Regions from separate parts of the Mus musculus genome. Here all the other regions are linked to region 3. Evidence: chromatin loops called from intact Hi-C (ENCODE). Cell type or tissue: heart. All regions are shown on one strand.

The links. A loop is a pair of places that touch in the nucleus more often than their neighbours do. Peaks named below come from ENCODE experiments on the same cell type or tissue, not always from the same donor. Only the 100,000 strongest peaks of a DNase experiment are listed, where the experiment ranks them.
Region 1: it touches region 3 in a loop (3-fold over the local background); 11 of 42 quality-filtered maps call a loop at or near these places.
Region 2: a loop joins it to region 3, with 4 times the contacts of the local background. A loop is called at or near these places in 8 of 42 quality-filtered maps.
Region 4: it touches region 3 in a loop (2.6-fold over the local background); 2 of 42 quality-filtered maps call a loop at or near these places.

What each region holds. Positions count from the first base shown.
Region 1 is chr13:59,723,846-59,731,845 of GRCm38, forward strand. It overlaps Spata31d1d (spermatogenesis associated 31 subfamily D, member 1D), which reads right to left and starts at 7,907. Exons shown (of 4, transcript NM_177711.3): 1 at 7,678-7,907; 2 at 6,936-6,978; 3 at 6,304-6,364; 4 at 2,080-5,572. The coding sequence starts at 7,875. The coding sequence ends at 2,131. In heart, no CTCF peak of the experiment used is centred here; DNase peaks (open chromatin) are centred at 2,853 and 4,756; H3K4me3 peaks cover 820 bases; H3K27ac peaks cover 1,902 bases; H3K27me3 peaks cover 574 bases.
Region 2 is chr13:59,581,502-59,589,501 of GRCm38, forward strand. It overlaps Naa35 (N(alpha)-acetyltransferase 35, NatC auxiliary subunit), which reads left to right and starts at 3,832. Exons shown (of 23, transcript NM_030153.2): 1 at 3,832-3,958; 2 at 4,652-4,780. The coding sequence starts at 4,657. It overlaps A230056J06Rik (RIKEN cDNA A230056J06 gene), which reads right to left and starts at 3,722. Exons shown (of 2, transcript NR_045633.1): 1 at 3,624-3,722; 2 at 1-1,729. In heart, a CTCF peak has its summit at 3,105; DNase peaks (open chromatin) are centred at 3,120 and 3,730; H3K4me3 peaks cover 2,489 bases; H3K27ac peaks cover 2,135 bases.
Region 3 is chr13:59,511,898-59,519,897 of GRCm38, forward strand. It overlaps Agtpbp1 (ATP/GTP binding protein 1), which reads right to left. Exons shown (of 26, transcript NM_001377097.1): 9 at 5,756-5,793; 10 at 2,190-2,398; 11 at 427-604. Among named protein-coding and RNA genes, the nearest start is that of Agtpbp1, 41 kb to the right of the region's middle. In heart, a CTCF peak has its summit at 3,380 (motif pointing right); no DNase peak of the experiment used is centred here.
Region 4 is chr13:59,621,398-59,629,397 of GRCm38, forward strand. Naa35 (N(alpha)-acetyltransferase 35, NatC auxiliary subunit) reads left to right here. Exons shown (of 23, transcript NM_030153.2): 15 at 1,469-1,535; 16 at 3,108-3,206; 17 at 4,022-4,200; 18 at 6,481-6,617; 19 at 7,521-7,588. Among named protein-coding and RNA genes, the nearest start is that of Naa35, 40 kb to the left of the region's middle. In heart, a CTCF peak has its summit at 4,803; a DNase peak (open chromatin) is centred at 3,714; H3K4me3 peaks cover 363 bases; H3K27ac peaks cover 2,009 bases.

The DNA.
Region 1 (8,000 bases), 210 kb after region 3:
ACTGTGGTCAGACAGGCTGTAGACTAGGGTAAGGTGATAACCAGCCACCAATGGGAAATCAGAGACTAGACAGACTGACAGGTCAGTGGCCACAAGTTGAAAACACGAGATTGGTTGAGCAGGCTGCCATAGACCAGGGTAAGGTAGGGAATGGATACGGGAGGAATGGCATTAGAGAGCAGGCCACATGGCCGTGGACTGAGATGTCTGGAAGGGAGGACCTCAGGAAGGCAAGGCAGTCATGTACAAGAATCAAGAGGCAACAAAGCAGGCTACATTAGGGTGAGACAGGCAGCCACACCAACGCATGCTATGGTATGGGACATGCTTGGTGGAATAGGGTCAGGTAGGCTAAGCGGCAGACTGCTGGTAGGCCAAAGGTAATCTGATGAATAGAGGGCTCACAGTCCAGGTAACAGCCTGGGCGTCCATGTGGATGGACTAGGGTAAGCTATGGAGCAGAGTGGGCTTGCAGGCAGATGGGTGACTTGGAGAAACTGGTCTGCTGTGTGGAGCAATGGCGGCCAGAAACATGATCTGCTGACAGCTTGGTAGATGCAGGCTAGGAAGGGGGGCTGCTAGAAATGCTTATTGGCAAACCAGGAGGCGGGGCTGGCCTGAGGAGGAGACACAGGAAACAGGATAAGCAGGTGTGGGAGACAAGCGGGGTGTTACTGCAGCACGCTGGGTAGACCGGGGGTGCGGGGGGGGGGGGAAGCAGCATGCGGCAGGCCAGGTCATGGGGGGGGGCTAGAGGACCACAGCGTACCCGACAGAATGGAGCGAGGAAGGCAGTGCCCCCTGGGGAAAGTTGCACTCGTTGGAATGGGGTGGAGGGCAGCGGCACAGGATGGCAGAAAGCTCGTGAACTAGGCAGGTTGCAGGCCAAGAGGCTCCGAATCAGGACGGGTTACAGTGATATGGCTGGATGAATTGGGCAAACGGGCAGCCTAGCACAGAGGACCATGCCAAGGGAATCTGGGGAAAGGCCCTGGCAGGCAGGTTAGTTGGCCATACAAGAGAGTACGTTGGGAAATGGCACTGGGAAGTGGGTAGTGGGAGTAAAGTGAGACGTGGAGGCACGCTGGGATTGCTTAGGGGCCTCTGGGATCAGCCTCAGAGGCAGCTCAGGACTTAGCTTACTAGTGTGTGTTGGTTAACACTAACTAGCCAGGCTGGTGGGGCAAGACAACATGAGTTAGGATAAATGTAGGCTGATGGGTGGGGCAGACCTATGGGTTGCCAAGGTTCCTTAGTAGCCTAGGAGAATATTAGGTAGTTGTGCTGGCTAGTTTTCTATCAACTTGACACAGACTTGAGTCATCTGCGGGGAGGGAACCCCAGTTGATAAAATGCCTCATTTTAAGATTGGGCTTCAGGCAAGCTTGTAGGACATTTTCTTAATTAATGATTGATGGAGGGTCCAGTCCCTCCAACTGATAGGAGGGAGCAGGTGGTCCTGGGTTCTATAAGAAAGCAGGCCGAGCAAGCCAGCAAGCAGCAGCAGCAGCAGCAGCTCTTGAGTTTGCTTCCTTCCCTCAGTGGACGTTAACTTGGGATATGTAAGCCAAATAAGCCTTTCGAGTGGCTTTTGGTCATGATGTTTCATCCTAGCAACACAAACCCAAACAGGCTGAAGAAAATGACTCGGGAAGAGAGCTGTCTCTCTGGGTTGGTTTTCCAGAGTCAAAACCACTCTGAGAGGATGAACTGTTTTTTGCAGGTGACACATCTTAGGGTAAGGAGGCCCTCGCTCTCAAGGATATGAGAGTCAATGAGGGGGAGGTGTGGGCTGCTGCACATCAGCACTAAGGCTGAGCTGAGAGTTAGGAAGCCAGCTGGACCAAAAGTTCTTCTCAAGGCTCATCACATCCATTCCTAACAAGAGCACAGGGAGCCAGGCCACCTCAGAGGCACACAATGAAATTGGTGAGAGCTGAATGAACCCAGCCCTTTCCCTAAACACGAGCCCTGTGTTTTCCTAAAATCCACTCCATGCACAGCACACACACACACGCACACACACACACACACACACACACACACACACGCACGCACACACACACCACACAAAAGACATTACTTTATGAAAACATTTATTGAGGGTGCTGAGTACTGTTAAGAGGTGGATTATTTCTGGGGGACAAAAGCTTTTCCTCTGAAATTCTGAGCCAGAATTTTCTGTTCACATAACCGGGACATGTCGGCCAACATAGTCCCTACAGCAAAGGGGGGTGTCCCCTGAGGAACTTTCCCAGCTCGACTCCACAGGAGATTTTGGCGCAGTTCTGACTCTCTGTGGGACGCGGATGGGCGAGGCTGTAAAGCCTCACATTTCTGGGGCTGTCTGGCCCTTTCTGCCACGCATCTCTTTTGATCAACAAAAGCAGCGGCCTGATTGTGGAACCTGGGACTTGGCACTTTAGAGACCGGTGCTGGGGGGTGGAGCTGGCGTCCCTGGACTGGGTCTGTTGGGACGCAATACTCTCTCTTCGGCTTAGTTTTTACAGGCTTGGTGGGCGGAGATACGGGCACGCGGGGGCGCATGGTATCTGCCGCACCATGCCTGTGCCCCGGTTGCTCCTTGGGGACCTTCCCAAAGTCTCTCAGGGCTTTCTGAGCTACAGTGTTCCCAGGAAAGGTAGCTCTCCCCTTTTGTTCCGGGTCGTGTGCTGGTGACGGTGGGGAAGTGCCCCTTTTCAGGAGTGCTTCCTGTCCTTTGCATTTTCTGTCAGGAGAAAGCCACTGGAAAAAGTGTTTGACCTGCTTCCTGAAGTGATGCTCAGGAGGAGACAGGGCCTTCACGGGCGGTGACGGTGGGATCGGTCTTTTCCCATGATTCCCCGGGGTCGGGCTATCCTGCGCACGGTGAATCTTCCCACTGGGTTGTAACGTCTCAGGCCCTGCAACCCCTTCTATTTTCCACGACCTCTTGGCAGATTGAGGGCTGTCCTTGTTCAGACCCTTGCCTAAGGAGTGAGCAGGCATCTCAGGCTCCTGTGGCTGCACCTGAACTGCATTGGTGAGAGCGCTGGAAGGCATCTGATCATGAATGGGTAAAGGTGTGTGAGTGAGTTTATCTGAGACAGGGAGCATGACTTTTGGGGGCTCTGAAGCTTGGATGGGCTGACGGTTTTCTGATTCGGATTTCTCCTCCCTGGTCACCTGACAACTAAAGTCAGATGCCTGAATGTCCGGGGGACCTGATATTCCTTCCGGGGCTCTTCCAGCTAACTGGGTTCTTTGTGTGCTTGGTGTATTCCCATCTCCATCTTTAGCACTCTTGCACTGGCTGGCTTTCGAGATCTTGGTAGGTCGTGGTTGAAGGCCACCGAGCTGCTCTTTGACTATGTTACTGACCTTGTTGGATACAAATACGTGTTTGTCATCCATCTTTGTCCCTTGAGGCCCCTGGACTATTTTGCTAGAACTTAGGCTCTTACCCACTGGCATGGGGCCAGCCTTAGCCAACATTTTGGGCACATCTGGGCTGGGTTTTTTGGCTTCTGACTCCTTCAGGATGGTGGTGTCTAAGACAACAGATGTCTGCTGCACGCCAGGCACTGTAATTCTGTGTACGCTTTTGGTATCTTCATCCTTGATATCAGAAGGTGACTGTCTCTCAGCCTTTTTTTCTTCCTTGCCCACACATGGCTTAAAATGAAGGGGACGATGCTTTAATCTGGACAGAGTGACAGGGACCTGATCCTCATTGGTTCCATCGATGTGGCTTTTCAAATGTTCTTTCGGAGGAGTTTCAAATTTTTTCCGACATTGGCTTACCTGTGAGGTCTCTGAAGATTGATCTGACAGACTGCCTGAGTGGCCCTGTAGGTTCTCATGGTCAGATGGCAGGCTGTTGTCTAGAGCAGTCTTGGAGTTACTGCAGATATATTTTTGGATAATCTCTAGAGTCTGTTCGTGTGCTTTTACTGTTTTTCTCTCTACAGAAACAGACTTCTCTTGGGGGCTTCCAGATTGGTTCGACACAGTGTTGGGCCAGGCTTTGTTGTCTTTGTGCTTAAAGCCAGAGAGCCCAGAGCTGCTCTTAGATGCTTCTGAAGGGTCAGGATTTGCCCACAGCTGCGACTTATAGATCCCCTGAGGCAGGCCCCAGCGCTGTAGGATGAGCCTCTTTCGAAGGTGCTGCTCGAACATCTTCTGGAACCCGTCAGCCAGGGGGAAGTCTCTAGGAGGAACGGACCTGGGAGTTTGGAGCTTGGAGGACTTTATGGCCAGGGAGAGCTTTGAAGGAAGGAGGGAAAGTTCTTCCTGAGGTTTTTGGACCACAGAGGGTAAAGCCCACTCCCTCTCCGGGTCTTTCGCCATCATGTTGTACTCTAGGTGGTGGATTTCCGATTGCAATAGAGCTTTTGCCTCCTGGGATCTGCGGAAATACACACCGCAAACCCTAACCTGAGATTGAGAGGACGGTGACGGCCCTGGGAGTGTTTGAAGCTGGGAGTGGGGTGTGGCAAGCTGGATGCTCTGGTACTGAGATTGAGTCAAGGTCTGTGATTGTCTCTCAGGCAAGGGCAGAGGTGAGGGGGGAGCCAGGGCCGGGGAGTCTGTGGTCCTGTTGAACCAGATGCACATGGAAGAGCAGTGAGATGACAGTGTAGTGATACAGCTCATGGACTCGCTGTGGAGATAAGGGAGGCCCCAGAAGTGCTGCATGGGCATGGCCTCTAACTGGCCCCCAGAGCTCTGCACTTGAGCAAGCCCCTGCTGAGGATTGAGCTCGCTGAGTATGACTCTGCTGCCCCCTAGGGGAAAGGAGGCTCCTAGGTTCTGCTCAGCAGTTGGTTCTGCTTCTCCTTCCCTGTCCTTCAGTGTAAGAACGTCAGCCTGGCTTTCCTCTTGTCTCTCAAGTATTTTCAGGACTTTCTGGGGCACTGTGAAATGGGGTGAGGCTTGTCCCCGCCAAAAATCTTCAGAAGAGCAGTGGTTGGGTATCTCTTGGTTAACTAAGCATTTTAACTGGGATGGGGAGGAGCTCTGAGCACCAGGCTGCTGCTGGTAGGACACTGGCAAGGCATCACAAGTTGTTGTTGCATGGAGAAACTGGTCACCATGGCTGCCAGCCAAGGAGAGAATGTCTTCCGGTCTTAAAGGCCCTTCTGTTTGCTGAGCTGCAGGATGTGCCACGGAAGGAGACTTGGGAAGTGGGTGAGGTAGGAGGTGATCCAGTGGGAAACCAGTGCTTGTGAGAGTGGGCTCTGGTGGCAGAGAGTCACCCTGTGGTGTGCCCAAAAGGGTGTCTTCCAAGGGGGTGAACGTGCTAGTTGAGAGAATGGAGGGAGGAGGGGGAGAAGGTGCAACTGAAAAAGATGAGAGCTGATATCCCGAAGGGCTTGGGGAGAGGGAAGAAGAGAGAGTGAATGAGGCCTCAGTCACAGAAGCTGTGGAGGCCATGGAAGCCATACTGGATGCAGAGGCAGAGCAGTCTTCTAGGCTGGCCCATGAGAGCAGTCGCCTGACCTTCACTGTGGCTCCATTGCACACATCACAACGGGGATCCTGACAAAGCGCTTGCCGGAAGTAGAAGGGGTCGTAGAGCTGCCCACAGGGGCTGAAGAACACACAAAGTTCAGATCTGTAGTCAGGACCTGGGTTCCAGTTAGCTTTACCTGTCAACTTGACATAACCTAGGCTTTACCTGAGAGAAGAGACTCTGTGGAGGGATTGCCTAGATAAGACAGGCCTGCGGGAAGGTTGTCTTGGCTGTTTGAAGGCCCGGCCCATCCCTAGGCAGATGGTGCTGCCGTGTTTAAGAAAACTAGTTGACTATGAACCTACCTCCACTTGAGCTAGCAAGCAGTACTCCCCACAGTGCTTGGATGTGAAGTAGGTTGCTCACATCCTTGCTTGGAGGCAATGATGTGTACAGTAGCAGTCAGGTCTGCCTTCAAGTTCCTGCCTTGACTTCCCTCAACAAGTGAGCATGGTCTGGATGTGTAGGCTGAAGGAAACCTTTGTTCCTTAAAGTCCCTTTTGGTTAGGGTGTTTTATCACACCGACAGATTCAAAACTAGGACAACCAGCACGCATAAAAAAGAAGGTCTACCAGCCCATTTGGGGTGCGGATACCCGAAGCTTTTGTGCTTATTCCTCTTGCTCTGTCCTTGGCCACCAGGGAGGCTGCAGTCTCACCCCATACCCCCAGTTTATACACTTATTCCTTTGCTCCTTTAGCTATCCCTTCCCATGACAAGAGTAGGCTATGCTAAGTCCCCGGGACACATTGACCTTGGGGTGGGGTTTTGGGGGGACAGGCGGTGAAGGAAAGGCGTTAAGAGTCACCTTTGCACAACAGCTTGCAGCTTCCTCCGCTCCCGAGCTTCTCCATGGAAGTTTCTGAATTCTGGAAGGCAGGGGTATGGGTTGTTTGGAATGAAAGACAAAGATGTGGGCATCGCATCTCTTCTAAGGGAAACACCTGAGCTACTGTAGTCTGATATCAGGAAACAGGAGACGTGGTGACGTCACTGGCAACAGTGCCAGCAACACCTGCTCACCCGTGTTTCTTCACGAGCATCAGTCATCTCAGTCTCCCGTGTTTCTTCATGGACACCCCACACAGGAGCTCCCAAGCTGGGCTTCCTCAGAGATGGCTGAGCATCCAGGTGTGAAGTACACACATGATACTAGGAGTGGGAGCTGGGGCTCCCAAATAACCCGTAGTCCTCCCTAGATGCCTCCTGTGCTCACCGCATGGGCAGCACCTACTGCCCAGGTCAGGTATCATTGCTTCCTGCCTGTGGTGAGCTGAGGGGGGACACAGGGCTCCTCCTCAGTCTTCTCTGAGGGCTCTATTGCCAGGGACAGAGTGTGTGCCTGGTGACGGAATAGCCTCAGATCATGGAACTGGACGCTTATGGAAATGACAGGAAGAAAGAAACTGGGGTGGTAAGACCTTCGAGCTGGGAGCCTACCATTAAATGACGCTCTCCTTTCCCGCTTAGCTCTGCCTTGTTGCTGTGAACAAAAAGAAAACATATTTTTTTTCCTGATGTTTTCCCTAGGATCCCCAAAACGTCCATTAACCAAGAACATTATAATTTCCCATCAAGCGAGTTTAATGCCTATCTTTATTATTATTTACTTTCAAAGGTAATAGAATATTTTCAGGTTTTTCCTTCTTTAGGAAAAACAAAGGAAGATTTTCATCTGCAAGTTTCAGGCTGGGAATATCAAGATGACGTCCTGAGCTGAGCAGCACAGACTCTGGGGCCAGGGCTCTGGTGATGCTGCCCCTGAGACACTTTCAAAGCTCAGGCTCCAGATTCTGCTCAGAGGTCCCTTGTAGCCATAGTTGGAAGGCCAGGAGAAGGGGGCTGAAGGAACATATTGAGGCAGGACTGGGGCCTGGGACCCAATGTCAGCAGACACAGTTCTCTTTTAGAAAGCCTGACGCCTGGAGCCAAGCCATTAAGACCAGGAATGGGTGCTTTACACTGGACATGGACACCCAGGGAGGGAGGCTATAGATCAGATGAAACTAATGCCTTCCATCCCAGGCTTCCTGCTCTAAGTCCGCAGTGCTCTCTCCTCTCCACAGTATCGTAACAGCTCAGGTACTGCGCTCAGACAGCCAAACTCACTGGATAACATGAAAGTAGAAAAAGCGACTACAAAAGAAGAGAGTGCCCCCAGGAAGTCTCCGTACAGCCTTACCTTCCTGACTCCTTGGCTGGTCTGTGTGGGTAAGAAGGGTTTCAGTATCAGGTACCTTAGGAACAAAAACAGCAGCCCAAGTACACTCAGAATGATGCATTTGGGGTAAATGTCCACGAAGATGGAGCCAATGCTCAACCATGATTCCTTAGCGCTAGTTAGAATGGAGCTATTGAGAATGGAGAGAACCTTTTTCATAGTGTGAATCTCAGGGGCTGCCTAAGGCAGCTGAGAGCTGAGGCTGTAAGTGGGCAGGCCTGCATCACAGAGCAGGGAAGAGTCATAGAGCCATTGTGAGGGCGGGGAGGAGGCTAAGCCCTCAG
Region 2 (8,000 bases), 70 kb after region 3:
TTGAGGTCTCAGAAGCTAAAGTCCAGGCTCAGTGGCTCTTAGCTTTCCTGCTGCCAGTGCATCAAGATGTAGAACTCTCAGTTACTCTCTAACACCACGTCTGTCAGAGCGCCATCGTGCTTCCCACCGTGATAAATGACTAAACCTCTGAACTGTAAGTTATATATTAATATTAGTTAATTTTATTATTTTATTAATTAAATATTAAATTGATTAAATAAAATTAAGAGTTTAACTTTTCAACTCTATATAAGAGTTGAGGTGGTCATGGTGTCACTTCTCAGCAATAGAAATCCTAAGACGGTTCCATATGACAGGCAAACATGAATTTATATGATGAGGAATTTGGAATAGAGGAAGCCTTGAGTGACTATGTGTTGTAGACCTGGACACAGCCATGTAAAGAACTCTAAGATCTCTAGTTCATGGGACATTGGCAAAGCCAAGTCCGTGTATGGGCCAGGATGAAGAGGGGTGACAAAGTTCTCCTCACGAGTCCAGGTGTGATCATCACTGTGTGCAAATACTAATAACTTCAATAGTCCCACAAGTGTTAAATATTCCCGGAATGTGACTAAGTGAAGTACTAAGCCTCACTCTTGTATGGAGCCAAGAAAACCAGATGAGAAGTAATTTACGATGGAGCTGCAAAACACGGAAAAGAGCGATGCATTTTGGGATTTTGCAGTTCATGAAAGTCGGATTCTTACAACTCTGCAAGTGACAGTGCCTGTCCCTTGCTGGACTTGGTCTCAGGATAGGCCTAGGCAGGAGAATCACAAGTTTGAGGCTAGTCCGTCCTACACAGTCAACCCTTGTCTGAAAGTAAAAAGTAAAAAGACGACGGGAGGTGCAGTGAGTGGTGGGCTCTGCACAGGTGAGGCTGTGCCCAATCACAGTACCCCCAATTACAAAGCGTTACAAGTAAGAACACTGGGGATGGAGTATATTTAGACACCATCATAAAGCCAGGTTATCTATTTATCTATTCAATGTGGAGGAGTGAAAATGTTAATCTCTGTAAAAGACACAAGGGCAGAGGGAATGGGAAGAAGTAGACAGTACAGTTGAAAAGATGGGCAGATAGAGGAGCTGGACAATGGCTACTCCAAAAGGATGGGGTCACTTGCAGGACACACCTGCACCACTGCACATTCGAGAACTCACAGAAGCATCTCTAGAGATGAAGGGCAGGGCGAGGCTAAAGCAGGACTCCATGCTTAAGAAGCATACGATCTGACTTCTTCCCGGTTGTGTGGAGTTCCCTTCTGCCCCCGATCAATCCACTGAGAAGACTGTGAAAGGCGAAGCAAGCAGGGGGAGTTGTCAGCAGGGTGCGGCTTGGATAACAAAAGGATAACAAAGTACCCCATGCAAAAGAGTCCAGCAAAATGTCATAAAGGATTTGAGATTTGTCCTCCCTCAAGTCCCAGATTTCTTCTGCTACTCAACGGCTGGCGGCTGGCAGCTGGCAGATTCTGAGAGCAGGACTCGGTTGCAAAGCTCCAGGGACCTTTTGATGCCTACACTAAAGCTGTGCAGTATCCAGTTTGCACAGCCCATCCAGGAGGGCCTTGGGTTAGAGATGCCACCTCTCTGAAACTAAACCAGCTCATGACAAACAGCCCAGATGAATCCAGTGGTGTCAGCATTTGACAAGTCCCTGCAGGGAACACAATGGCTCCATCTACCATTTGAAAGCCAGCAGTCAGGACTTGAGAGACCTTTACTATGAAAGAGACATAAATACAGTCAGCATAGGATAAACAGAGACTCCACAGCCATGGATCTGGCTAAGGAATGAAAAACATCCAGAAAAATATTTTGAACATGCACAGAATAATGGAGTGATCCTTCCCTAAATAATACAGCAAACATTCAGAAGACATTTACATTGTAATAATCAAGTGATCTAGAGGTGAGAAAGTATATACGAGGGAGTTAGGAATTTATCTTAGTGTAGAACTAAGGCTCTAGGTTAAATTGCCAGGGAAACACACACACACACACACACACACACACACACACACACAGAGCTTTTATGTCCTCTCATTTTATTTTATTATTATTTATTTATTTATTTGTTGTTTTTTTTTTTTCGAGACAGGGTTTCTCTGCATAGCCCTGGCTGTCCTGGAACTCACTTTGTAGACCAGGCTGGCCTCGAATTCAGAAATCCTCCTGCCTCTGCCTTCCAAGTGCTGGGATTAAAGGCGTGTGCCACCACTGCCCGGCTTTATTTTATTTTTTTTAAAGATTTATTATATTTATGGGTGCACTGTAACTGTCTTTAGAGACACAAGAAGAGGGCACCAAACCCCTTTACAGATGGTTGTGAGCCACCATATGGTTGCTGGGAATTGAACTCAGGACCTCTGGAAGAGCAATTGGTGCTCTTAAACACTGAGTCATCTCTCAAGCCCATATATCCTCTTATTTTTTAAAAAGATCTATTTATGTGTCTACTTGAGTGTACAGCACCCGTATGCCAGTGCACTTCTGGACCACACTTACAGGTAGCTGTGCTACCTCCAGTGGGTCCTGGGAATGGAACTTAAGTTCTGTGGAAGAACAGGAAGCACTCTTAACCTATGATCCATCTCTACAGCCGCCCCCTCCATGAATCTTTATCAAATTAGTGTTTGTCACGCCCTTATACACAATATTGAACAAATCAGATGAACCCTGTTCACATTTTTCTAGGTTTCTTCTGGAGTCTCAAAAGGTCATTAAACCAGTTTGTGCGATTTCTTTACTCATTCTCCTCTTCTAAGGAGAACTAACTACATGCCTTACGTTTTTAGGGCAATTTAAACGAAAACAAAGTTCTTGTCCTCAGGAAATACACTCCATGGGGGAAACAATTTTTAAAAAATTTAAACAATCAACATGAAGTCCGAGGATACAGCCCAATGACAGATTGCTTGTGTACTCTTACTGAGTGTTAGCTCTCAACCCTGGGACAAATGCTAACGGAGATACCTATTTAACATGTATAGGCGGAACGGAACGTTCTCCTAGAATCCCAGTCTCTACCTGGTAGAAGCTATGGCTGGCATACCCGGCCCCCTTACTCCAGCACAGGGGCTGGGCTGCACTGCCCCCCAGCTGCCTTCGCAGACATTTTGGTTACCTGGTTCTTCTCTTACCCCTTCCCCTGGCCCCTTGGTCTCCCCGCTCTCCTCTCTGCTCTCCTCCCGTGAGCCGGCTCAGGGTCACATTCCCTCTGGACCCTTCTGGATGTCTGACTCTGGCTATGCTCTCCTTCATACCTACACTCAACCTTCTCCTCCACCATACTTAGAAGCAGTCGTGTCCTTTTTAAATATTTTTATTTTTTCATTAATTAAAGGACCTGGGTTCCTTTCCAAACACCACCCACATCCACACCCAATCTACTTTATGTCAGGATTATTAAGATAAAACTAAAACATCTGAGTTTGGAAGAAACGTGCTAGCAAGCTCGATGTAAATGTCTTATTTTTCTTTCCTTTACAAAGTGCTTGCGCGCTGAATGCAAGACATAATAAATAAGGTCAGTTTGCACAACCACAAAACAGCAATACGGCCGGCAGCTGGCCCCTCCCCGGAAGCCCTACCCCTCCCCTTCACCCTTGAGTCACCTTAAAGAGTTTCCCAGGAAGCACTCCAGGCTCCGCCTCTCTCTGGGTTCCGCCCACGGCCGGGTCTCGGCCGGAGGGGAGGAAAATGGTGCATGGTTTCCGGTCTCGCGATGTGCTATAATCCCGCGAGAAGAGAGGATGCGCGCCTACCCGGATGCGGCGGCCTAGGTGAGGGAGGGGGCGTGGTCGGTGCGCGGAGTCCCGAAAGTCGGGAGCCGGGAGCGCGCGCCCAGGGCGTACGCATGCGTGCACGCGGCCGGCGGGGCGGGGCTGCGAGGGGAGGGGGCGGCGGCGGCGACGGTATTGTCGGTGTCGTTATCTCCGTGGCGCGGACGGTGCGTTTTGACGCGGGTGGTCGTGGGAAAGTATCCGGGGTGGCCCAAGTGGGGCCGGTACGACCCCGAAGTCCGCCGTGGCGGATCTCAGGGAGTGGGCACCGGCGGCCGGTTCCTCGCCGCGCCTCGGGTCGGAGCCGAGGGCGCGCGCCGGGAGGCCGGGCTGTGCCCGTGTCGCCCGGGCGACGAGGGCCGCCTGCTGCCGGTTCCCCGCGTGGACCGGTCTCCGCCTCGATCTCGGTCTCAGTGGCGCTCGGCCCGCGGTGGGCCAGGGTCTCTGCGGAGGCGCCTGCAGGGCGAGGCAAGGCCCTGGTCTTGCGAAGCCCGCCAGGTGAAGGATGCTCGGTCGCTGCCGAGCTTTGAGGGTGGCTCTGATTCCCGGAGGCCGGGCTTGACAGCCGGCGTCTCCGGACTTGTAGTCTTGGGCTGGGATGCTTGAAGATCTCTGGAGGGATTGGAAGAAGTTGTGAGTCCTGGCAAGTGCGAATCAGTGCGGGAGCAGCAGCCCGGTTTATGTGAGGTCAGGTTGCTCAAAGCTAGGTGGTTGGGTTTTGTTTGTTTGTTTTTGCAGAATTCAAAGGCGTTCTGCCTGCAGAGTTTTGGAAGTCTTTCACCCAACACTTGGGGCAGTTTTGCAGCTCCTGTGCCTGCCAAAGCTATATTCCCAGCCTCACACCAATGTTCCCTTTGCAGGCATCATGGTTATGAAAGCTACTGTAGACGACGATGCTTCGGGATGGGAGCTCGGGGTCCCGGAAAAAATGGAAAAAAGTAGCACAAGCTGGGTGGACATAACCCAGGATTTTGAAGATGCTTGTCGAGGTGAGTTTTGAATTTGGGGGCTTTTTGGTTCAAAGCCTGGGGCAGGATACATGAGGTTTTCTCAACTTTGACTTAAAAAAAGAAAGAAAGAAAGAATAAGAAAAAAAAGAAAGACAACCTTGTGATTTTTTTTTTTTTTTTTTTTTTACTCAGATTTGTCGTTTTGTTTTTGAGAACGTGTCCTGTAGCCCAGGCTGACAATGTTCTTGTTGTGGAGATGACCTTGAGTTTCCTGCTCCTCTTGGATATTGAGATTACAAGCCTGGAGTATGATGTCAGGCTCAGTGTTGATAACCATACATTACTCTGCTCTTTGCTTTTTTACTTTTGGTCTAAAGCAAATGTATATCGGGTAAAACTTTAAATACGGATGTTGGCGATTTTTTTAAAGAGAGATTTTTCTTTCTGTATTTGTACATATGTGTGAGGGTGCTCACACTTGAGTGCATGTGGATGGCAGAATAAGGCGTTGGATCCCTTGGAGATGGAGTTATAGGCCTTTTCAGGAATCCTGGCTTATGCTGGGGTTTGAACTCTGGTTCTCATGATTGTGTACCAAATGCTCTTTCCGGCTCCTTGACAGTTTTCTCCTAAAGTTTCCTAACTTCAACAGGTTAGATAATCAGTCCGTGATAGCAGTGCCTACCTGTACACACACTTAACTGGGCACAAGAATTTTTGCGTATTTGAGATTTAAAAATGACCGTGTCCTATTGTTCTCTTTAAGATCCTCTGGTGACTTCCCAGGCTTCTCCGGCATGGTTTCCTAAGTTCTGGGCTGTTTCCTCCCATTGCCCTGTCCTTCCCACTCTTATCCCAGTGAATACCAAGGTGCCTTGCCTGGCTCTGTGAACTGTGTTCCCTGCACCTTGAGTTACTTTGTATCAGACCACTGTGTATGGCTTTTGCACATCTTATGTATCTTTCCTGGTGAAGGCTCACAAGGGCACCTGTAAGCAGATAACCTGTAAACAGATAGGCTAAAGGGCATCTTAATTGAGCCACCCTGTTTATCACCAGGATTGTAGGTGTTTGTGCTTTATTTACCCTGATAGGAGCTTGATAGTGGCAGAGATCGTGGGTATAACTGTAGAATATAGAGCTGTGTATGGCACATAGTAGGGCCACAGTGTTTGGTAATAACTAGATTTAGTGGCATGTACTAGTAGTGCCATTAGTAGTCTTAGCTACTTGGGTGTTTGAGTCAGGATCACTTGAAGCTGAGAAGTGCAAGACTGTTGTGAGCGGTGTAGACTTCCCTCTGTAAGAACACTCTTCCCTCCCCAGCAGCAAGTGTTTAGAGTGACACACATGAGTGTGTGCAGTCTAAGGGACAGACTGGAGGACGAGAGGAAGGAGTCAGCAGTGAGAGAGCTTGGACTGAGAGAGGATGGGTTCAAGGCCGGGTACTGAGTAAAGGCATAGGATGAGTGGTGCTGGGGTCGGGAAAGTGAGCCGAGAGACTGGGTAAGGTGGTGCAGATAAGGGAGAGTGGGAAGCTTGGGTGGTTAGGTGTTCCTTCCTGACCCATGTGCTTGCCAGCCAGGTCTTTGGTAGTAACAAGGTGGTTTTGAAGGAGAGGAGTGAAGACTGGGTGCAGCACCAGGTAGAAAGGAAGCCAGCCGGGGCTAGAAACCATGTGCCTTCTGTCCCTTTGATGGTTCAAACTACATGTCCACTTCAAGTTTGTCTCAGTGAGAAAGTAGAAGAACCCTGGACTAAGTCTCCCCTGTAAGTCTACTGCTCTATGTCTACCAGGAGGAGAGCTGTGTTATATGGCAGGTTTTATGCTCAGATGTTGGGGTGACTAAATGGTTCACATCTGTCATTGTGTTCTTTTTTTCTTAAAGTCATCTCTGTTGGACAGCTGGCGTCATGAGCCTTAAGTGGGAAAGGGTGAAGTTGTGTCTTAAAGGAAAAGTCTCATTTCTGTAAGTGAAGGTGAGGACAAGACCCTAGAGTGAGCTAAACTGAATTGCCTTTGTCGACCCTAAATAACTGCCTGGCCACAGAACAGTGTTTAGGTTCAGTGCTGTTGCTTTGTTGGTTTGAGCTTGTTTTTTGGGCAGTGGGAAAGGTTTCGAGCCTGAGATTTCAAGTGTATTTTTCTTGATGTTTATAGTTTACATATAGATAACAAGTTTTCTCATCACATTTTCATATGTACTCATTTTGGTTGATTCTCTTTTATGTCACTTCTCTCCCTCTCTCCCCTCTTCTCCTTGTACCCTGTATTCTTCTCTGTATTGTCCTGTCACTGAGTGCTGCTACCCTCCGCGCCTCATTTCCTTAGAGCCTCTTCCTGCCCTCTCATGGGTTCTTTACTGGTCCATGGTCTTCTGCTTCCATGTAAATGCACGGATTACAGTTAGCATCTAGTGAGCGCATGGGAGACAGTACTCAGGGAATATGCCTTTCTGAGCCTGAGTTACCTCACATAATTTATTTTCTACTTTTATCCAGTTTTCTGCGGATTTCATTTTTCGTTATGGCTGAGGTAATTCCACAGTGTGTATATTCCATGGTGTGTCTTTCTCACATTTCATTATACACAATGTGTCTATCTCACATTTTCATTATTTGTTCCTCTGTTGGTGGACATCTAAGGCTGCTGCCATTCCCTGGCTATTGTGACTGGAGCAGCTGTGAATGTGGGCGTGAGGTATCTTGTGAGATAAGACCTTCCGATTTTATGCCCACGTTCATGCAGAAGGGTAGTGTGATGGCTCTAGATTGCTTTATTTATTTGTATTTTTGAAAATCTCTGGCTGATTTTCAGCATGCTATGCGGGTTCCACCCACAGTGAGTTTGGGGCCCCTGGTTCACTCCATGGGCAGTTCGTCTTGTTGCTCACAGTCAGTCTGACTAGGGGGAAGTGCAGTTGCAGAGTAGTTTTAATTCCTTTTCCTTGGTGATCAAGGGTGCTGAACATTTCTTGTACTAATATTTACTACTCAAGTTTCTGTTGAGAATGGTCTGTTCAGTTCATTAGCCCATTTGTTGTTTGACACTTTATTCTTTCGGTATTTAATTCTTGGAGTTCCTTATTTTTAGATATTAACCCCTGTCTGAAGAATAATAAGCAAGGGTTTTCTCTCCTTTCATCAGCTGTATTCCCTCTGTCAATGGTTTCTTTGCCCATTCTGGGGCTCTTTTGTGCGGTTCGTGGGCTAGTCAGAAAGTCCTTGCCTGTGCCTATGTCTGGGTGTCTACCCCTAG
Region 3 (8,000 bases):
TATACATTTGATCCTTGCAACCACCTGGTAAAGGGAAGAACCAACATCTGAAGGCTGTCCTCTGACTCTCACGTGCTCACAGACCCAGGAGCACAAATGTGCATGTACATGGCACACACAACATATGTGGATGCCCACATAGTGACAATAATGATGCTACTACCAATGTGTAATTAAAATTCTTTTAAAAAGCTACACAGGTAATCGCAAACATACTGAGCATCTGATGTCATCCTCTTAATGTAATGTCACTATCTTGTATGACATCAACTTATATAATGTCTCCACCTTATACTTTTAATATTTACATTGATTGCTGACAAATTTTTGTGTATTTTCACACCTCATGCGCACATTAAACAACCAGATACACATTTTCGACAACAGAGTCACGGACTCCCACAGCAGCCCATGGCCCACCCCTACCTTCAGGCGGCAAGCTGTAGAGCTGGGCCACAGGTCCAGTCACAGGGATAATTGGCAATTGGAAGTGGAAAGAACTTTTAATGGTGGGGAGCGGAAGGCGGTTTTTGGGGAAGCATTTTCTCATTATCAGACTGGATGTGTTGACAAGAGGATCAAGAGTCCTGACCGCCAAGCACTCCTGTTCAAACAAGATGATGAGAGTTAGACCACAGCTCAGCACTGCGGTACTGGAAATGTAGCCACAAACAGCACACAGGGAACACTACAACACAACAGAGCTATCTAATGCCTTGCTCTTCAGAAGTACCTGTAACAGGGAGGCACATGTGACTTGTCCAGTAGCATTTTCCCTTAAAACGTTCACTAGGCAAAACTCAGTATTTATCTTTGACAGTGAAAGTCACCAAGTGTGAGTCCCTCCAACACCTGGCAGGTCTAGGGCGTGACGAGTGAGGGCAGCACTGAGACCCACAGTGTGAGAGGTAAAGTCGTGTGCATTGACTGTGTCTCTCTCTCTCTCTCTCTCTCTCTCTCTCTCTCTCTCTCTCTCTCTCTCCTATAAGAGGCAGCTGGCTACAGTGCAAGAGGTAAAGTCAGGTGCACTGACTGTGTCTCTCTCTGTGCCCCTCTCTGTCTGTCTGTCTGTCTGTCTCTCTCTCCTATAAGAGGCAGCTGGCTACAGTGCAAGAGGTACAGTCAGGTGCACTAACTGTCTCTCTCTCTCTCTCTCTCTCTCTCTCTCTCTCCCTCCCTCCCTCCCTCCCTCCCTCCCTCCCTCTCTCCTATAAGAGGCGGCTGGCTACAGTGCAAGAGGTACAGTCAGGTGCACTGACTGTGTCTCTCTCTCCTATAAAAGGCGGCTACAAGACAACAATGAGAGCAGATCCCACTCAGACACCTAAGAGTTTGGCTGGTCAGCCAGTGTCAAGAACAGGTGACTTAACAACATTGTCAGTGACAACTGGCCTTTCGGTGGCACTTTGACATACTACAGAATCTTCAACACATGACTAACTTAGTTAAACAGACAAGGCTTGGAAGTGTTAAACCACCTAATTCATAATCATACATCAATACCTATTAAGTGTGTATCTGGACAGTAAAAACGATTATATAAGATAGTTCTGGAAAAATGAATACAGTCAGAATAAACATGCCATATGTTTAATACCTTAACTACTATCATGTGGAGAGGTTGCTTATTGTGTGGAAAACAAAGAGCAGCCTGAATAACTGGCTGGTCACTTCAAAGGACAGGAGGCTACACTGCAACTTCCCTCTGTCCCCTCTAATGACGATCCCCAGGAAGCAGAAAAGGCCTTGGTGGCATACTGTGGTGATGTGTGAAGTTAAGACACCCTGCAGGGCTAGCAGGCTACATCTAGCTTTCTCTCTCTGTCTGCATGGCTCTATCCAGTAGAAAGACACTCCTAATGCTCACAGCATATTGGTCCTTCCAGTGGCGAATCCTCAAATACCTTGTAAGGGCACACAGATACCCGCCCACAGCATCAGGAGACCCTCCCACTGGGCACATTCTATATAGCTGCAGTACAAGGTTCATTCTCTAGACAAATGCCCCCGCCATTCTCTCTAGTCACCTCTGAGATCACATGTGAAAATCAAGTGAAATTCTTTGTGTGAAGAAATTTTAAAATATATTTATCATATGTATACTTTCCTAAGTACGTGCGCATTAATCCATTTTCCTAAGAACCAAAACATTATCATTAAAACAGAATAACAAAAATAAAGTAGCTTACTTGAGAAGTGTTATACAGAATTTTCATCCCATTCGCATCAATAAATGCTTTTCTGCCCAACTTGATGTTCGTGACACTTTTTAAGCTCTGTAGAATCCCCTTCCGAATGAGCATGTTTCTATGCCGATTATCATGCCGGTGCCAATCTACATAGATGGTTAGAAGCACTTGAACGTACCCTCTGTCCACCGCTCTCCTGGCGTTTGTCTCTTTAACAAAAGAAAATTGGGAAAGGTAATTTTATAAATGACAGGAAAAAGTTTTTAAAAGAATCAAACAAAAAGCAGAATATCAGTATTGTGATCAGTTCCCAGCCTTTAGTTAATAATTTTCTAATAAAATAATTATAGCCCATTCCAAAAATCATTAGTTTCCAAAAACATTCCTGCTTAATTATTTTATCATGATTTACAAATACTGGCATCTTCTTACTGGCTGGGCTTGGTGGTGCACACCTGCAGCCCCAGCACACCCAGAGTCAAGATGAGACCACAGTGTGAGACCAACGGGTCTTCATGGCAGCATGGTCTCAACAAGACTGAAAATACATTTATTTACTATGGCAAGGTCTGTAATTATATTTAGTTTTACTGATTTTAAAACTCCATATATTTTGAAACTTAAGTGTCTTTTTCATGAGACAGAAGACTCCTTGAGTGACCAGCTACGAGCATGACTTTGTTAAAGCCGTTATCACTTTTGCTTATTTCGATCACAAGCTGTTTAATCCACTGAATTATACCTACTGTTACTTATAAAATTTATCTTCCCAGTGGAATTAACAGTTCTAGTTATTCCACAATTATATAAGATATCCACTTCTTAGTAACATAAAATTTAAAATATAATTTATTGTACATAGAAGGTAAAAAAAAATAGTATGTGGTTATAAAATAGGTTTTTTTCTAGGTAGTAAAATCTTAATGTAAAAAAACTATAGGTTTTCTTAAATTGATCAATTTTAATGGAACACAACTAAAGAATCCATACATTTGAATTCTCTTTCTTAAGATTACAACCCAAAAGGACACACCTACCAAAGCAGCAGCCCTGGGATGCCATCAAGACAACAGGGGTGCTACCCAGAGCTGCTGTGGCAGGTCTGTAAGGGCTGCAGAGCAGGGCGGGGTGGGCAGCCCACCGGGGCTGCTTAGATACAAGCAAGCTCAAAGCTCTTCTTAATCTCCGTTACCCACTAGGAGGCGCTGGCTAGGCGGTGGACGAGATGGTGCTGACCTTAACCACCTACTGTGACCCTTACTTTCTACACAGGCTCACAGGGACTGAATCATAGCACATAGATAGAGACTCATTCTCCTTTACAACTATACTCTGACACTACACAGGTACAAAGGGCTCAGTGGGAGGCGGTGGGTCTCTTAGGACAGTGTTTTAAAACCTCTATTGTAAACTACTGTGAACTAGTCTAGTGCATCCTGGTATCAGCACCCAGGTGCTGGAAGCAAGAGGATTGCCAGCCTGGCCTCTTATAACAAGACCTTGTCTCAAACAAGAAAAAAACAAAAGTCAACAAAAAGACCCTCTACTGGGTCTTCATGGCTGGTCTCTGCAAGGCTGCTGCTACTTACATCCATTGAATTGTTTTGGCCCACATTATTTCCTTGTGCTTTAAGGCTAACTAACGATCTAACTCAGTTGATAGAGTGCTTGCCTATATCAGGAACAAGAGTCCTGTGGTTCAGCCCACAGCAGCACATACACCGAGAAAGAAGGTGAACATCTGTAATCTCAGCACTCAGGAGGTGGAGGCCGGAAGATCAGGAGTTCAAGGTCATCCTTGTCTACATAGCATGTTCAGGCCAGCCTTGATAGGGCAGATGTTGTCTCAAAAACAGCAAAAGTATTTTAAGTGAATACACACTTTTGTTTACACCACTTGACATGCATAAGCCTTTATTAGCTGTGAAAAAGACTTTGCTAAAAGCTTTACGGTCACTGTAATATTTACATTTTTGTTTCTGCTGCAATCTACAAAAGCCTAAATGGTACTTAGGGGAAATGTTATTTTTTAAAAGTAACATGCCAAATAAAGAATGCATTATAATTCAAACATAGGTGCTGAAGTGGCCCTTAAAATAAGATGAGAGTTACCTACAATCTGCACTGAGCACAAGCATAAGAAACTCATGTACGATTCCATTACAAACTCCTTCCCTCTCAAAGCACCAAGTGTAGGTCTGCTATTGAGCTGCACCCTTTCCTGTGCATCCCAGTGAGGCCCTGGCTACACTCGGGGTGGCACGCTCGCTGGGCTCACCACTCCTGCATGCACTTCCCATACCACATTTATTTTAGGGCAAATTTATCCACTAATGTAAGTGGCTGACCCACAATAAGCAAGTTTTAAATTCTCATAAAGAATGTTCCGAATTGCCCCAGTGCATTTCAAACTCTACAACCTGCTCTTCAACGCGGTCGTGTATTGTTATGTGTCCTGTGTTGTGCAGTGTGCAATTTGAAGAGCTATTAAATATAAACTACTCAGCAGTTGCTTTGCTTCATCAGGTGACCCTGTTCTATAGTTTATCACACCAGACAGAAGCAGTTACCCACCTGAGGCCCCAAGGGGAAACATGTAAATGAGAATTTGGTAAACATAAAAATCACATCTTTAAATTATCTTTACTCATATTTTAAGACAGGATCTTACTATGTAGTCATGAATGACCTGAAACTCACTACGTAGACCAAGTTAGCCTTGAATTTGCTAGCAATCCCCCTGCCTCTGCTTCCTGCCTACTGGAATGACAGTGCCTTTCACTGTGCCAGAAGAAACGGATTAACTTTTAACTAATCACAGACTTTTAAAAGTATATAGCACAAAAGCTTAGTGAACAAGGGGGCCCCACCCCTGACAATAGTTTCTGACCCTGCCTACTATGTACTGGGATGGGGGGCACAGAAAAGCCATCAACAGAGATCTTTAAGAGTATATGTAAAGATTAAATGTTAATGAAGCAACTGATCTTATGGAAGAATACTATGAATATAGTTGAAAACCATACTGAGCATGTATGAAGAACGCACGCGTCCCATATGAAGAGTACACGCATCATACATGCAGCACTCGTTCCCCAGCACCTTCACACGCCCGTGCATCAGCTCTGAAGGCAGCAGGTTATGTGCACACAAGCTCACTGCTCCAAGTTCCCATCACACCACTTCCACAGTGTTTTGAATTTGAACTTACGGTGAGAACAAAATTTCTAATAAAAGTCACTATGTTAAACTTATGTTATATGAAGCTGATATGTATTATGATGACAGGTTATTGAGCTAGAGTTTATTCCATCCCCTTGGATAATTTATTTAAGCACATCACTTTCATATTTCTAACAGGACATAAAGCCTTGTCATTAAAAGGAAAGAAGTAAATGTCATATAAGTATAATTTTCTGAGAAATAAACCTAATATGACATCAGGAACTTTGACTATAAGAAAATAGCTTTAACTATATACACTAAATCTAATTTCCAGCTTCTTGAACACAGATATACATTTAAAGTATTTTAATTACTATTATTTCTAGTATTTAAAAACTTACTTGATTTTAGCAATGCAGCAAGAGTGTCTAAAGCAACCCTGTCAACACAACAAGAAAACACAAACAACAACAAAACTAGTGAAATGAATCTACAATAAAAGCATGCAATCTTGTCAAGTATCATCTGTCTGTACCCATTCCAAGCATTTACTCTTGCAACAGCACTCATTATTTGGTGCTTCTCTGTGTGCATCTTGCCCTTGAGTTCAAAATTAGATAATAAGATTAAAATACTCAAAGTATTTGTATAATTTTAATAACATTAACATTGTCAAGTCTTTATGTCTCAAGCTAGATAAATGGGCTCAGTTAGTGTCACCATTTGACCTTTCAGAGTACACAAAGCAGCAGAAGGGAGGCCTCAGGGGCCCTGGGTACAAAAGAAGTAAAATAAGGACAAGTCCTAATGGTCTAACTCAGACCTGCGGCGCTCACAGTGCCTTTAGCTTTCTCACTTTAACTTTAGTACCATGTGCTAGGATCCTTAGATATACGGGTTAACAACTGTAAACACTACAGCTCAGAAGTAAACCTAATTATTCCCCCTTCACAGGATGTGGTAAAAGCCCTAAAAATTGAAAATACGTACATTTTCTTGAACATGCTCAGTTACACACAGTGATATCAGCTACCATAATCAGCCATAAAGGTACATTTTTTTTTCTATCACTGTAGAATGCCTATAATTCAAATTATTTATAAAAAGTGAGTTACTGGGGAAAAACATGGCCCTCAGTTTCAACTTCAAAAATGTAAGCTTACATACTATGCTATCTCCTTGAAGGTTTATCCATAATTTTCCCTAAAAACATGGCTATTATCAATCTGAAGCATCTCACTCAACATGAAGCATTTGTTGAATGCCCACTACACACTCCTCCTTCGTGGATTGGAATTAAAAGAAACATCACTTCAATGGATAGTTTTACAATCTACATTATGAAACACAATGTACGTACACATGAAAAACTACGTGAGAAAAAAAAATTCCAGCGCTGAAGCGAGTGGGTGGTAAGGGGGAAGCAGTGACAGATGGAGAGGCACAGACAGTGAAGTGACCAGATGAACACGCACAGACTGAGTGACCAGAGGCCCGAAATGTAACCAACACAACCACAAGGAAACCCAGAAACAAGCATTCATAACTACATCAGAAACCAATGCTTTATGGATACAGAAGCTATAAAATTTACACTATAATTGGCTAAAACCACCTTCAAAAAAATCTTGTATGTCAACTAACATAAACCCATAAACCTCTTGTTGATGAAGCGCCGTGTGGCCGCTGCCATGCTCTAAGGTGGGTGGGGCATACAGGGCAGGTAGGCAGCACGACAGTCATCTACAAAGGGCTTCCTGTTTAGGCAAAGGTCCTGCCCCCTGAGACACTGACTTAGGACCACCAGCATAGGGAGGGGCTGCAGATGAATCACCAGGGCTAGGTTCTCCTTTGTGATAGGAAAGCTGCCAGAACCCCTCAGCAGATGTTCCTGGCACTCCTCGTAGTCTTGCTGAGGTGGGCACATCCAGCGCAAGACAGAACAGACTGCCACAGAACTAAAGAAGTCCGCGTGCTGCTGTGCAGGCGATGCCTGGTTGCCTAGACAAGGGGCCTGCCTGCTCTGGAGGTGTACGATCTGCTGTGTAGACGGCTGGATGTCAAAGATCCTTATTATGCAGAAGCTCACCAACCAACACCATCTTACCCTCAGACACAGGGACACACTGCATCCTCTGTCTAGACTGTTTAGCAAGACTCCAGCAGCTGAGGACCACAAAGGTGAGCAAGCCTGGCAGCCTTCTGGAATGCTAAAGTTCCCATCTGTGGAGCTGTCACATTATAAAGACTGAGTCTACCAAACTGGCCTGTGCCTGGCTCACCTTAAAGAAAAGCAATGTGGGCCTGTGTACACTGAGCAGACACTCCAAACTGCCAAGCCTAAAAAGACAACGACACCCGCACACACCAACTGTTCTCAGGCTGCACAGGCCTGGGGATGGACAGGACACTGTGTCAGACAGGTGCATCATACCACAAAGCCAAGTCAAACACAACTAGGAATGCTGTCGCTCTGTAGCCCCTTGTTTAACTCCTATTATGGTATAAGCTCCTCTACATGGTGGTAAAACCCACAGAGCACAGATCCGTATTAGGGCACCTGACCTTCATGTACGAGGCTATGGGTTCAATCCCTGGTAGCAGTGAGGAACGGTACTACTTAAACTGAAACAAAATATATGCTCC
Region 4 (8,000 bases), 110 kb after region 3:
CCACCCAATGCTGTTTTAATTCTCTCTCTCTTTCTTCTTTGTAAGTGATTTGAAATTTTCCTCTGATTCACTAGGGTTTCTTTTCAAGATTTCAGGAGTTTTACCAGAATGGTTTTTAGCCAGTCTTCTCTACAACTCACCGTTAAGTCACCAAATCATATCATTTTCCTTATTGCTTGTTTAGCAGTTGTTTCACTTTTCTCCTTTTACATCAACTTCATTAGGGTTTCTGTTGTTTTGATTAAATGCTATGACCATAGTAACTTGGGGAGTGAAGGGTTTATTTCAGCTTGCAACTCTCAGGTCACACTCCATCACTTAAGGAAAACCAGGGTAGAACAAGGCAGGAGCTGATGCAGAGGACTGGAGAACACTGCTCACTGCCTTGCTCCCCCTGGCTTGCTGAACCTGTTGTCTAACAGCACACAGGACCGACCAGTCCAGGGTGGCACCACCCACAGTGAGCTGGAAAAGGCCTACAGGCCGACCTGGTAAGGGGCTTTACCCAAGCAAAGTTTCATCTTTTAAAATGACTCCAGCTGTGTCAAGTTTGCATAAACCAGCAGCACAATTAGCTGATGCCCTAGGTCTTTGGATCACCTACAGATATTCTTTGTGACATCCATGTCACATCAGGCTCTGCTGTTGTCGGGAGTGCTTTCTGTCCTTCCTTTAAGGCTGTTTGTGAGCATCTTTCCTTCAGCTACTTAGATTTAAAGAGTCAGGGAGGGTTTGCATTCTAATCTTACTATTTGTCAGTTAAAGACAGAGTCTTCTAGCTCCCCCCTCTCTTCTTTCTTTTTTTTCTTTCTAGCCCTTGTTCCTGTGTTCTGCTTTGCTCTCTCTTGGCCACCTGTCCTTCTCTGTTGTGTGGTCAGGTTCTCCTTCTTTCTGAGTCATCCGAGATTGCTCATCTCTGTCAAAGTGCCATCAAGGCACCAGGGGAAAGTCTTTTCTGCTTTTCCTTGGTCCCCTTAGATCCCCTATCACTGATCTCTTCGTGGTTTGTCTTTAATATCCTGGTATCTTTCAGCCTCCGTACCTACTCCAGGACTAGGTGGCAGGTCCTTAAAAATTTCGAGGAAGGGGCAGTTAGGTGAGGAAGGACATTTCTCAAGGAGAGTAGACAAGTCCAAGAAACATGGAGTGGTGGTGTATGGACAATTTCTGGTTGCAAATGAGGCTGCATCTTGATTTAGGACTCTAGATTCTGAGAGGATAATATTGTAAAATAAGAGGCAGAAGGCCAGGGAGACATGGGCTTTGGACACCTTACTCTGACTACACTTGTGTGCATACATGTGTGTGCAAAGCACAGGAGTATGAGACGATTAGCATCATGCTGGTGTTCCTCAACCTAGCCATGGGTTTGGTTGTGTTTTCTCTGTCAGTAGCTTCTGTAGTAATCACTGCTTCTTTTGCCTAAGCTACTTAGTTTGATGTTAGTGATGTGAATCTTATCTTGCAGGTGTTGCCTATATAATAATCACCAGGCTAAGGACTGTATCGACTCCTTTGTTACTCACTGTGTTCGGGTAAGAACTCAACTTGGGTTGTTGTGATGGGTACTTGGAAAATTATGCTGCACAGTTCTTTCTTACTCATTTATACTTCCCCCATGTCTTATTCATATCTAGTGACTATGTTAACATTTTTTCTCCTCTTACTGCTTGAGTGAGTATAGTACTCTTTGCAGGTTCAGATAACTACCACTGTCTATGGGGACTGAAGTGAAACATTGTAACTCCTGGCTGGGAAAGCCCTTGCTCCCTAGTATGCTTTATAAATGGACATACAAGCTTCACTTTTGACCTTAAAAAATGTTTTTGTAACATTCCTATATGCTTATCTTGGTACTGCTGTAATGAAAGGTTTCTGTGTAAATTAAGACTGTTAGTTTAAATAAAGTTGCAAACTTTTCTTTTTTCAGTTTGGGGAAATATACAGACTTGTAGATTAAGTTACTAGTCATTCTTATTTAATTATATAAATAGTTCTCTCACTTCATTATATTAACACTTCTCTTAGAATAATCAATTAGGAAGTTCTCTAGGGGCTAATTCTACTGCATGCGTTCATGTGTGCTACGTGTGTGTGCAAGTGTGAGCATGAAGGCAGTATTGTATGGTGGAAGACTAAGGAGACTGGATTTTATTTCTGTAATATTATCGCAGGTGTATTGCTTTACTTTCTGGAAATTACATCTTAAAGAGTGAGATGCTAGCAGGCTGAGCACCTGAGCATCACTTCTGTGAAATGTGAGGTGCCCGGACTAAAAATGTTTCAGGTTTTGGAATATTTGTGAGTTGAGTATCCCTATTTCAAAAACCTGCAATCTAGCATATTCTCAAGTATGGGGAGTTTTAATGTTCAGAATTTTTTTTGAAAACTGGACTTGGTGATACAGGCCTTTTGTCCTAACACTCAGGAAATGGACAGGGGATCACAACTTCAGGATCAGTCACCCTCAGCTACAGAGTGAGACTCTGTCTTGATTTATTTATCCATTTATCTATCTATCTATCTATCTATCATCTAGTTATTTGAGTTTTCAGATGAGAGATGCCCACCCTGTACCTCTGAACTCTTCTAAAACAGTTGCTAGTCCAAAGACAGCCTGTCAGAGGTCACTGATACAAGCTTTGTTATGCTTCAGAGAAGTTAGTCACATTTTCTAAATGCAGGCTGCTCACCATACGTGTCTGTTGTCGGATTAGTATAGTGTTCCAGAGTTTACAGGAAGCCGTGTTTTAGGTCCTTAGGAATAGAAGAGCCAGAGGTAGCAGCCTTGACTCAACTACCACAGAAACATTAGTATTGTAATCTTGACCTTAGTTTAAAATAAGGAGAAAAGGAAATGCAGGACAATTCCTGAAGGAGTATACTTTTGCCATAGGAAATCATATTTCACAAAAAGCTTCCTTTTCCCATCTCTTTATAAATTCTGATATTGAAGTCTTTAAAAATGGGCGCCTGTGTAAGAAACGTCAACAGTGTAATTGTGCATTTCTTACATGCATTTAACAAGATTTAAGAATTTGGCATATTGTTTCTTTAGGATAGAGGAAGTTCATGTTGACAGTTACTAATTTGTCTGTGTGTTACAGCCGTTTTGTAGTCTTGTTCAGATCCATGGCCATAACAGGGCTCGGCAGAGAGACAAGCTTGGTCACATTCTTGAGGAGTTTGCTACCTTGCAAGATGAGGTAAGAGCCAGATGTCTTTTGTACAATTCATCAAGACATAGGTTTCAAGAATAGCAAGCTCTTGTGAGAGCATTAACGATAGTCACAGAACTTGGCAGTGTGACACAGAAGGATCATGCATTGAGGCCAGCCTGGGTCTCACAGGATACTTTTTTTATACTTTAACTTTTGAAAAGCAGTTCTTCAAAACAGTGATTTGTGGATTAATTTTTTACTCTGATATACCTGTTTTTCCACTTAAAATGTAACAGTTTTATAGTCCAAGAGAAGCACGTACTTGAAGAAATGTGAGGATATACCTTATAAGCATCTTAAATCATGGCTTTGTCATCAAGATAAATTGTGGCTTGTGTAGATAACTATGGTTTCATGACAAGTTACCCGACATGAAACAGTTTAAAGGTGACTCACGGCCAGCAGTGGCTCCCATTACTAACACCACAGACCTGAGGTCACAAGTTGAAGCTTGTCTGTTTTAAGACAGGGCCTGTTTCCGCAGGCTTATTTTTAGCCATTGGGCGGGCTCACATGATCCTCCTGCTTTAGTCTCTGGAGTAGACTGGTGGTGCTCCGTGCTTACAAACATGTCCACCTCCTTGCCTGGATAAACTAACTTGCATTAATGTGCATGTTTATTTTGAGGAATAATTTGGGTAAATATTAAGTATTGCAGGGTAAGACCTTTGCAAACCTTACCATTGATGCATTTGAAAGGAAGACTTTGTTTGGAGTGTGAGATTTACATCTTCTGCTCATATTTTCAGATTCTCTTACTATCTGACTAATTGACCCTAAAGTAACAATTGTTTTGACAGGCAGAGAAGGTTGATGCAGCGCTTCATACTATGTTGTTGAAACAGGAGCCTCAGAGACAACATCTGGCCTGCTTAGGAACCTGGGTTCTTTACCATAACCTCCGGATTATGATCCAGTATCTGCTCAGTGGCTTTGAGCTGGAGCTGTACAGCATGCATGAGTACTACTACATCTACTGGTGAGCGCTGTTGCCGCTAGCAGTGATGGCGAGAGCAGAGACGTTGTGTGCATCTATAAAGTGTACAGTCGGGGTTGCTGTGTGCATGCAGTCTCTGATCACACACGCTTCCCTTTCACCGTGCTGAGGCACGGTCTCCATGCCAGCTGGACTGCAATCCCCAGGTTACTTTCCTCGTACAGTCTCACTGTAGGAACAGTGGTGTTAGAGATGCGAGGGACTGTATTTGATTTTATAAGGATAGGCTCTGGGGATTGGAGTCCTGTGGTCGGTCTTTCTGACAGGCTCTTTGACCAGCACAGCCATCTCACTGGCCCCTGGAATATTTTTCCTTAGTGCATTTTTACTGTTGTGGCACAGTTGGTAAAATATTTTGAGAATTAGAGCTAGGTCAAAGTATACATCTTTAGTGCTGTAACATTACACAAATATTGCTGTAACATTACACAAATGTCCTTTCTGTTGTTGGAATAATTCTATGGAAAATACTCATAAAAATAAATGGGTTAATTCGACCATCTTTTATTTGCAACTGTGGAGAAGAGAGAGTGCTGTTTGCTGACTTGTGCAGCACTAGTGGGTGCATGGTGCGGGTGCAGTTGGTGGAATGCGCTCTCTTGTGGACACCATGACTGCAGGCTAATCACTGGGAGATGAGCTGCAGCTTCCCCTTCAGTGGAGGGAAAGCTAGGGAGTTCTATGAAGAGGCTGTTTGCGGCTATCTTAGACATGAGAACAGGTAGAAAATACACAGCAAGCAAGTGTTGATCATCACGATGACAATCGTGAATTATCTTCACCTATCAAGGGATCGAGACAATTTTAAACAGTTTCTTCATCAAATGTCAAAATTTGATATGTTACACTTTGGTATTGTTTGCTCTTTAAACTTATAGTTAAATTCATTTAACTTAATCATTGCCCTGAGAGAGGAAAGACTATTGAAGTCCTTAAAAACGAGCAGCTGGTGTTTGGAAGGGCCCTATCAGCCCTTTCCTTCACCGTCTGTCCTCAGAGAATGTGGAAAGTATCACCTGTTATCTCGCTGGGGACCTTTGCACTGAGGGGACAGAGCAACCTTCTGGCTGTATGGTATTCAGTGGGGATTCCTTTGTAGTCTGTAAAGTGATACTACATGTCCTCCTTAAGAGCCGCCAGGTGCCTCTTGATGTTCTGCACTCCTCCATGCAGTGGTGGACCCCTTGTGCCTCCTTCAGGAGCTGTGACGATGCAGCTTCAAAACACAATTCCAAAGGCAACTTTAACTAGTTTCCGTGGGCCGCCGATGGCTCAGCAGGTCAAAGCATTTTCCACACAAGCCTGATGACCTCAGCTCCACCCACAGGAAAGGTGGGAAGAGAGAGCGGGCTGCACAGACCTGTCCTGTAGTCTGCATGTGTGCTCTCTGGACTCATCGCCATCTGTCACCCTCACACAATGTGAAGAAGAAGAATAATACATTTCAATGTAATGTCTTATATGTGCTTTGATATTGTAGCCTACCTGGTATCTTTCAGGGCAGTTTTGGAAATAGGCATCCTAAAATAGGTATAATAAGAGATCATAAACATCTTATAGATCTTTGGTTTTTAATTGTATATGAGTAGTCTTTAATTTACCTTATTCCTGGTTACACTGAAAATAGTGCGTCCCTTCTCCTAGATTTGAACTGCTTTTCTGGTTTAGAGTGCATTGTAAGGTTAAATTCTTTTTTAGCGTTGAACTAGAATATCTTATTTTATATTTTGAATAAATTTAAATAAGCCTAGATGTTTTTAAGCTTTAGAATGATTGTTATATAATACTAATAATTTCTGTACTTTCTAAATCAGTTTGTTTCATTTTTGTTGCAAAGAAAATATTTACTTAATAGATTGGAGTGAATTGTGTCCTGACAGTGAAAAAAAATTAAAGATATTCTAATTTGTATGAATGTAGATAATTATCCAGAAATCTTTTGAGAAGTTGTAAACTGGGAAAAGGGAGAGATCATGTCTAGTGCTCATTTTACATAAGATCTACTCTGATCAAACGGCAAAAAAAAAAAGTTTTTTTGTTTTTTTGTTTTTTTGTTTTTTTCAAATTTTAAAGCATTACAAACTGTCCACGTGGGGTTGAAGGCACATTAGAGTATTTGCTTGTGTTCGTCTCTGAGGCCATGGCTTCAGTCCCTCTTGTCAGGATGAAATAATAAAACCTGTCCATGATTACTAATACTTGTGTTGGCAAAGCTGTCTCCTGTAGCTCTCTGTCATTAATTGATACTCTGTGACTGTTAAGGTACCTCTCCGAGTTCCTGTATGCATGGCTGATGTCAACCCTGAGCCGCGCTGACGGCTCTCAGATGGCAGAGGAGAGGATCATGGAGGAACAGCAGAAAGGCCGCAGCAGCAAAAAAACAAAGAAGAAAAAGAAAGGTGCTGTAGACCGCCTGAGTCCTGTTCTGACAGTGTCTTAGGTTAGCAGGCTGCCGGGTGTTGGAATTACAGGTGTGCGCCATCACATCTGGCTGTGTGGACTGTCTGATAGACACGTCTGTGACGAGCTCCTTGTGAGCCGAAGTGGCTGCATGTGTCTGCGGGCTTCTTTCTCGCTCGCCATCATTAACGGAAGAGAGACTGGATCCCAGCCAGCATTAGTGGTGGGCCTTGCTTCTGAGCTCCTTTGCACCTCCAGGCACCAGAGGGTCTTAGAGCAGGAGGCAAGTTGTCCTCAGTTGTACAAGCAGACTAAGTGGGAGAGCAAGCAGGAGTCCATCTGGAGTTGTCCTGTCGTGGTGGGTGTGGACAGGCAATCACAGATCTCTGGGAAGCAGACGTTTCAAAGGCTCTACAGTACTTCTTGCCAAAAGTCGTTGGTATGCTCTTTGAAGAACACAGTTGCCTAACTTGTCAGCTCACTTCAGTTGTATTATTAGTAGATTTTGGTCATAAAGTTTACATCAGAGAAGCAAAAGTGAAGTTTATGTTCAGTAAATAAGCAGGGGGTGGGGTTTTTTTAAAAAGCCAAAACCTTCTCTCATCTATGCCTACAGCACTTCCTCCTCCCTCTGCTCCTTCCAGTTTCCCAACATCAACTCCTCCTGATTCTTTAAAAAAAAAAAATAGAGCAGAGCAGGACATTTTTTTTAAATGAGTTTTTCTTCTTGTTTCTCTTAATTTAAACTTTATGACCAAAATCTACAGATAATACAACTGAAGTGAGCTGACAAGTTAGGCAAACATGCTCTTCAGAGATCTGGTACTAAAGAATTTTGGCAAGAAGTAATGTGGGAGGGAGGGAGGGGGAAAGATTATAAAGATTCTTTTCTCTAATTGCAGTTCGTCCGTTGAGCCGAGAGATCACAATGAGCCAGGCCTATCAGAACATGTGTGCTGGGATGTTCAAGGTAAGTGGTGAGAATCGAGGCTTCTGTGGAACTGCCATTCGTACAGAATGTGTTTAAAATTCCCTCTTGGGCTGGAGAGATGGCTCAGTGGCTAAGAGCACTGACTCCTCTTCTGAAGGTCCTGAGTTCAATTCCCAGCAACCACATGGTGGCTCACAACCATCTGTAATGAGATCTGATGCCCTCTTCTGGTGTGTCTGAAGACAGCTACAGTGTACTTTATAATAATATAAATTATTATTATTATAATAATAATGGTGCAGTTTAACAGGCACCTTTTCCATCCTCATATTCCTCAAGTAGTTGACACCTTACCTCATGAGTAGATGGTTCTAGCATTCCTAGGATAATAATATGTAGGAGTGGACTCTAGTGTGGCTGGCCTGAGCAATACCAGGCATTTTTGCAAGGT